Linked DNA regions of Homo sapiens: region 2 is linked to region 1. A link is a contact called in ENCODE Hi-C or POLR2A ChIA-PET data. All regions are on one chromosome and are shown on one strand. The core of a region is the stretch at or near the end of the contact, and the rest is flanking DNA. Distances in the headings are between cores, read along the strand shown.

Region 1 (3,806 bases), core at 845-3,344:
TTACAGTATAAAACAGACCATTGGATCTTACTGTAACAGTACAAAAAATTCATCGATGCAGATTGAGTCAACAGTGGAACTTACCTTTAAGAAATTGCTGTTTCCAGCACTTGGGGAGGCTGAGGCAGGAGGACTGCTTGAGCCCCAGGAGTTCATAACCAGCCTGAGTAACATAGCAAGACCCCATCTCAAAAAAAAAAAAAAAAAAAAAAAAAAAAAAAAATGGAAATTGCTGATTGTCAAGTTTTGGCTGGGTATCAGAGAAGAATTTCTATAATTAACTAAAAAGACTCCTGTCTTTCCCAATTATGTATCTGTCTGAGGCTGCAGTTCTTCACATGCTTCAACCAAAAGAACTGATCCCCACAGATTGAATGCAGAAGAAGTTATACAAATCCAGCTGTCCTCTATTTAATTGCACATTAAAGTTTGTAAAATTGTAAAAACAATGCCATTCTTCTTAACTAATCTTTAAAATCAAAAGTACAGCTTTTTACCTATGTACCCATAAGTTAAAATTTAGTTTTTTAATTAAAATATTAATTGTTAACATGAAGTTTTATAACATTAAAATGAACTAACATACAGTTTAAAAATTCTTAGTTTTAATATCTAGTATGATAAATGTCAATAGACATAACCCTCCTAAGCCTGCAGTCCTCAGTTTTTAAGAGTGAATTCTGAGACCAAAAAGCTTAAGAACCTACTGGCTCTAGAGGAAGGAAAAGAGGGAGAAAATAAAAATAGAGATGAGAAAATTGATCCAAACTCTGATAGTCCTCTAGACTTAAGAGGATGAAGACTTTAAGTTGAGTGATGGATGACTGAAGAAGAAAAGGCTAATTCAGGAGGCATTTTGAATGGAGAAATAGTAAGTTTGGTGATAATTTCAATATGGGGTGGATGACATGAAAATTTTGAAGGTAACCTGCATGATAACTATGTTTTGGTATTGCAGACCAGAAACAACAAATTATTGACAGAAACAGAGCAGGTCCATGGATGGATGTTCCTTTTTATTTTTATTTTTCTGAGACGGAGTCTCGCTCTGTCTCTCAGGCTGGAGTACAGTGGCACAATCTTGGCTCACTGTGACCTCCGCCTCCTGGGTTCAGGTGATTCTCCTGCCTCAACCTCTGGAGTAGCTGGGATTACAGGCACGTGCTACCATGCCCAGTTAGTTTTTTTGTATTTTTAGTAGAGACAGGGTTTCACCATGTTGGCCAGGCTGCTCTCGAACTCCTGATCCACTCGAACATCTGATCACTCAGGTGATCCATCTGCCTCGGCCTCCGAAAGTGCTGGGATTACAGGTGTAAGCCACCGCATCCGGCCAATGTTCCTTTTTAAATACTGTTTTTGGAACTCTAAGGAGGGAGGGAATGGTAATGGCTGAGAAGGAGCAGACAGAAACAGGGAAAATACTTGTAAGTAGGAGTCATGGAAGGCAAGAGGATAAGTGAGAAGCAGGTCATGGATAGATAGAGGCAGAGGATTAATGTCAAACCAAGGGCCTGTCTCATTTAGCAGACTAGATTCACAAGTGCTATCTTGGACACTTGGTATTAAGTCAACTTCGAGGTCACATGGTGATAGGTCACATGATAGTGAACTGACGAATGTCGTCAGCAATACTCAGTGTTCTTTAGAGTCTGAGGAGGACGAGAATGGAGGAAAGACTTCTCTATGGAGTGATAATACTTGGTGATCACTAGGGACCTGCGCTCCTCCCCTGGCTTTAAACAAGAGAGAATGATTGGAATGGAAAATGAAAGCAGTAAGGTGCAGGCCAAATTGGGATGGTTTGGTAAGCAGAAAAAGGAAGGGGGTTTGTTGTCATGGAATAGTGAGTTTACAAAAACCTATTTGAGGCAGAAAAATTATGAACAGAAAGTTATGTAAGACATACAAGCACACTTGAAAATAGATATGAACTTGTGAAACCAGAAAATAATCGCAAGGAAGTGCGGGCTCTTGGTGTTAAAGTTGGTAGAGAGAATGACCAATTCTATAGCATCTTGTGGTTTATAAGCTGTTTCTCACACACATTGGTTTTGAGCCTCACAACCTGTAGGAGGTGGGTATGGCCACTTCCCTCACTAAGAAAGTGCAGTTGAGAGAGGTTCAGTACCCAAAAGGATCTGGATGGTGGTTAGCACTGAGAACACCCTGGATTCCCAGACAGTGGCGGAAGATGAGAAGATGGTTGTAGAGGGCACTGATGGTTTAAAGTTATGATGGCAGTCGGGAGCTGGTCAGTTTGTGGACTGCTCCTTAGCATTTGTGCCCCCATATGTGGTCCACAAGGGGGTGAGAAGCTGAATAGAGGCAGTCAGAAGTGATTCAAGAACTTCCCTTTACCTTTCTCCATGCAGTCAGCCTTTCACGCTATGTAATACTGAGGGTTCCATGAATGTGCTGCTGGGGGGAGTATTGTTCTCCACTTGCCTAATGGATTCCCAGGGCATTCTCTCATCTCCAAATAAAGCCATCATACAGCCGTCAGATATTTAAATCTGTGAAATGAAAAGTGAAGTCTTCTCTCCAGCCCTCATCCCACTGGTATTGGGTAATGTACACCCATTATTGATCAGCGATTTAATATTAACTACATGAATGAAAATAGACTTGCTATTTAGAGTGGTCTGTTTGAATTTGACTTGGAGGTGCTTTTGTAGTAACTAGCCTAAAACCATCTGGCTGTTCAGATCTCAGTATTTAGTGAACAGCTATGCAAGTAGACATGTATTTCCATTTCACAGCGTGTCCATGTGAGTTCCTAAGCAACTCATCACTCCCAAGATGGCTCAGTGACACTTCTCCCAGGCGGTCCTTCTGCCAGAGTGAGAAGTTCAGTGAGAGAGGGCTCTGTGCATTAGGGAAGGGAGAGATTCAGACAGCTTCATTGGATTAAGGAATTCAGACTGAAGGGGACCTTTTAAGGGGATGATCACTGGGATGACATTTTAGAAGACAGAATAATATGAAAAGACAGGTGGGAAGCCTTTGGAAGAATACAGTTGCAGTGCCTTAATGGATATAAACATGAAGTAAATAAAATAACGTCTGTCCATTCATCCCAACCCCGGGTAAGGGTTTAGAACTTGGGTAGCAGCAAAGTCCAGGTTGTGCAGTTAAGAGAACAGTTGATCATGAATTTGGGTGTCCCTTTTCCTTTTTTTTTTTTTTTTTTTTTGGAGACAGAATGTTGCTCTGTTGCCAAGGCTGGAGTGCAGTGGCACAATCTCGGCTCACTGCAACCTCTGCCTCCCGGATTCAAGTGATTCCCCTGCCTCAGCCTCCCGAGTAGCTGGGATTACAGGCATCTGCCACTACGCCCAGCTAATTTTTGTATTTTTAATAGAGATGGGGTTTCACCATGTTGGCCAGGCTGCTCTCAAACTTCTGACCTCAGATGATCCACCCGCCTCGGCCTCCCAAAGTGCTGGGATTACAGGCGTGAGCCACCGCACCCGGCTTAGGTGTCCCTTTTCAACTCAACCATTAAAGCTGGAATCGCCACTGCTCCCCAACTTATCTGAAATGGGTTGGATGGTAAGTTGTTTTTGGATTAAAAAAAAAAAATGAAACACTTGAGATCCTGGAGTATCTGTTTGCAGACACAGTGTGGAGGCAGCAGCCACTGTGCTGGGGTGTTGCGGTCCCCCTGCTGCACATAGGACCTACATAGGATCAGGGTCCTCCTGCCAGTCCCAAGTGAGCCACAGGCATGGCCCTGTTTGTTGTGGAGGTGAATTCTGTGGAGCCAAGCTCCTGCAGCTGCTCTCTCTGCCTCCACGGCAGCT
Region 2 (3,806 bases), core at 577-3,076, 100 kb after region 1:
CTTAGTATAGCATCACACATACCTGATGCGATGACCGGATCTTTCATAAGTTCTCTAGTTATTGGACATATAAATTCATCAGGAATTCCTGAAGAAAGGGATTTAACCTTGGTCCTGAGCTCTTCAATTTTCCTCAGCACTTTACTACGCAGTCCTAGAGATTCTGAAAAGAAATTACTGTTAGGGCTGGATAACTACTAGTAATCCTTACTACTAGGATACTACCAGTAATCCTTATTCACAAATAGAGTTTGTTGTTGGGGTTGATTTTGAGACAGGGGCTCACTCTTTTGCCCAGGCTGGAGTGCAGTGGCAAAACGATCACCACTCATTGCAGCCTTGACCTCCTGGGCTCAAGTGATCCTCCCACCTCAGCCTCCTGAGTAGCTGGGACTACAGGCACATGGCACCATGCCCAGTTAATTTATGTATTTTCTGTAGAGATAAGGTTTCACTATATTGCCCACGCTGGTCTCGAATTCCTGGGTTCAAGTGATCCTACTGCCTCATCCTCTCAAAGTGCTGGGATTACAGGTGTGAGCCACCACAGCCAGCCACAAATAGAGATTTTATCTACTACCACCAGAAATCTTCTGACATACTGTTTTACCGCATGAACTATTGTTTTCTTTATAAATTCCTTAACAAATCTCTGTTGTATAGAATACTGTTGGTTAAAATATATCAGCAGCTAATAGCTCATTTTAAATAGATTCTGAAAGTTCAAGAATTTCAGGTTGCCAGACACTAATATACTCTACAAAATCAGAAAAGGCTCATTACTGCTTACTTACACAACAAAAAATTTCCTAAAAATCATTTTTAAATATGTTTGAGTTCAAAACATAAAAATGCCATGTTACGATATTTTTAAACTTAATGAAACTGGATATATTTGCTGATTCTTGTAAGAAACACAATCACAAATAAAGCTCATCTGTTTGTCCAAACCATAAACAGTTTCACTTGTTTTTATTCTTAACTTTAAAAGATTTTTAGTTTTAGAAAGTCTAATGAATTTTAGGAATTTTAGAATTATTGGCTGTTTACACTTTTAGAACTAGTTGACAGTTCTACTTTAGGTTGAAGTGGGTAGAAGAATTAGATTTCAGAATGCCTTACAGTTACTAGAAAAAGCCAAACCAACTTTCTTTCTGTTGGGAGGTAATGCTCCATGAGGTTTATACATGTCTTAGGACACCCTGTGTTTCAGACAGTCTTCTTGAGGATGTCTGAAAACATCCTTGGAAGCTAGAGATAGTGCGTCCCTCCCTGTGGGAGGGCAGATGTTTCCTGACTACTATAATGTCTTGCCTCTTGGGGGCTATTTGCTTAGCCCCCTCATAAGACTGGGGGTTTCCCAAGCTCAGGGCTCCTCAGCTGTGACATAAACATAAACCACCACCATGAAACTTACTTAAGAGGGAAAGGGGAGGCTGGGTACAGTGGCTCATGCCTGTAACCCCAGCACTTTGGGAGGATTAGGCAGGTGGATCACTTGAGGTCAGAATTTCAAGACCAGCCTGGCCAACATGGCAAAACCCCATCTCTATTAAAAATACAAAAAAAAAAAAGAAAGAAAGAAAAAAAATAGCTGGATGTGTTGGCACATGCCTGTAATCCCAGCTACTCGGGAGGCTAAGGCAGGAACTTCACTTGAACCCAGGAGGCGGAGGTTGCAGTGAGCTGAGATGGCGCCACTGCATTCCAGCCTGGGCGACACAGTGAGACTCTGCCTCAAAAAAAAAAAAAAAAAAAGAAGGGAAGGGAAAACAATCAGAACCTGAAGTGCAAGTGTCTGCTGTGTCACGAGTAATAAACCGTTTGAGTCAGTCAGGGCTCATTGCCCACATTCATGTGAATGTGGCAAGTTACCCTAGCAGCTTCCTGCCACCAAAGGGCTGCTTTCCTCTGACTTCCTTCCAATGGGATATGCTGAAATGAAACTGAGGATTTTTAAAACAATTTTTTTTAAAGTGTCACAAACAAATCAATGATTTCTTTACATGTTGAATATGATTTTGCAAAAATATTTATAACTTAAAAAGATTCCCTCAAATTCTTTATGAAATCACCATCCAGTTTCAAGAGAAAGCTATTTCAACACAAAGTACTCAAAAGTGCTTAGTTAGGGAAGTACCTCTAAAATGCAGCACAGTGTTAGCTGATCACCACAGCCAGCCTTGAATGTAACAAATCAGAGAATGGTCATGACAGTTTATCGAGTCCACCTCTTCCCAGAATGTCCCATTCACAATGCTGTGTTTTCCAAGGGTTAGCTGAGCTGTATTTTTATTTTGCCAGGCAAATACAGTGGAAGGTTTACGAGGAGTTATAATGATGGATCATGTATTCTAAGCTAAGTAAGGTGGAAAATAAGAGTAGAGATAGATAAGAGGTACATAAGATTAATAGAATAAAGGCTTAGATAAGATCAAGATTTGCTGAAGTGGGGTATTAGAGGATGAGATGGTAGAAAATCTGTCGTGACTGGGGTATGCTTCCTAAAAATCTTCCACCTGGGTAGAGACATGGCTTCAAAAACTGTCATAAATGTTTCCAGAACATGTTTGCAATAAGACAGTAGACATCTCATTTAAAGAGATAATTATATAACATAATAAGAAAAGGAGGCTGGGTGTAGTGGCTCATGCCTATAATCTCAGCACTTGAGAGGCCAAGGTGGGAGCACTGCTTAAGACCAGGAGTTTGAGACCAGCCTGGGCAACATAGCAAGACTCTTTCTCTACAAAAAAAATTTTAAAAATTAGCTGGGCATGGTGGTGCATACCTGTAGTCCCAGCTCCTCAGGAGGCTGAGGCAGGAGAATCTACAGAGCCCAAGAGGTAGAGGCTACAGTGAGCCATGTTCATGCCACTGCACTCCAGCCCGGGCAACAGAGTGAGACTCTGTCTCAAAAAAAAATTAAGAAAAAGAAAAAAATATAGGAGCAACTAATATTCTTTAAAAAGTATATTTTCCTGTCAAAAATATTCTACATGTGTGCTAATACTTACAATGCTTCTAGTATTTATAACAGAGAACACAGAAGGCCTAATTCAAAATTCCCCAGAGAAGGTTAAATTGGGCATTATCCTTCTCCAATCCTAACGTCATTTAGAAATGAAGTCAGATCATCTTGCCCTCAGGGAAGCGTTTACTAAACCACATCCCCAGAGCTCTACCGGAACCAAACATCTCCTTTTGTGATTGGGAGTTAAGAATAAGTCTTATACACTTAATTGCTGAGAAAGAAAGGACCCTTACCAGCTAAGGGCTAGTAAACCCTCGGTACCAGTATTGGGCAATATCTGGCTATTACTGACTATAATCCTGAAAAGACATCTTGATGACAAGTTAAAATCACCCAACTCTGGAAATGCTACATCACTGAGAGTTTGATGGAATCTAGACACTAATAACCATCAAATATACAAAACTAAACTAACGGATATAAAAACTCAACCCCAAAAACCTCTGACGAAACAGAAGGTAACGGGGTTCCGGAGTGAGAGCTGGGAAATGACAGCATAGAGCAGAGATGTGGGTACATGAATGAGACAGAGACCTTCCTACGTGTGCCCTTTACTCTCCCAACTTTGTCCTGTAAGTACCGATGCCACAGCAGCCCCAGCTGGAGGCCAGTTACCAAGACAGCACGAGAGCCTGGAATTGAACAAGCACAGACCACCAAGCTGGTCACTGACTCACCTCTCCCCTACCCTGACAGAGAACAACAGAACCAAATGCTGGTTTCTTACGAAGAAAGCTAAAAATCTGCTTTTTAAAAATTAAAAATTAATTTA

Evidence for each region. A loop is a pair of places that touch in the nucleus more often than their neighbours do. ChIA-PET counts read pairs that join two places held with the same protein, here RNA polymerase II (POLR2A). Pooled maps may share reads with other maps.
Region 2: a pooled map shows a loop between it and region 1 (2.3-fold over the local background). The contact joins two enhancer-like sites. A Hi-C loop is called at or near these places in 1 of 50 pooled maps. POLR2A ChIA-PET finds 5 or more read pairs at or near these places in 4 of 52 experiments (BJ, OCI-LY7, T-cell and 1 more).

The regions. Positions count from the first base shown.
Region 1 is chr2:159,143,362-159,147,167 of GRCh38, forward strand. All of the region lies in intron 5 of TANC1 (tetratricopeptide repeat, ankyrin repeat and coiled-coil containing 1), which reads left to right. Among named protein-coding and RNA genes, the nearest start is that of MIR6888, 42 kb to the right of the region's middle. RefSeq lists an enhancer at 3,410-3,806 and a silencer at 3,797-3,806. Within about 2 kb of position 2,095, at least 3 of the 41 ENCODE cell types and tissues checked have a DNase peak (open chromatin) inside an H3K27ac peak, as active enhancers do.
Region 2 is chr2:159,248,350-159,252,155 of GRCh38, forward strand. It overlaps WDSUB1 (WD repeat, sterile alpha motif and U-box domain containing 1), which reads right to left. Exons shown (of 11, transcript NM_001128212.3): 10 at 23-163. Among named protein-coding and RNA genes, the nearest start is that of WDSUB1, 36 kb to the right of the region's middle. Within about 2 kb of position 1,827, at least 23 of the 41 ENCODE cell types and tissues checked have a DNase peak (open chromatin) inside an H3K27ac peak, as active enhancers do.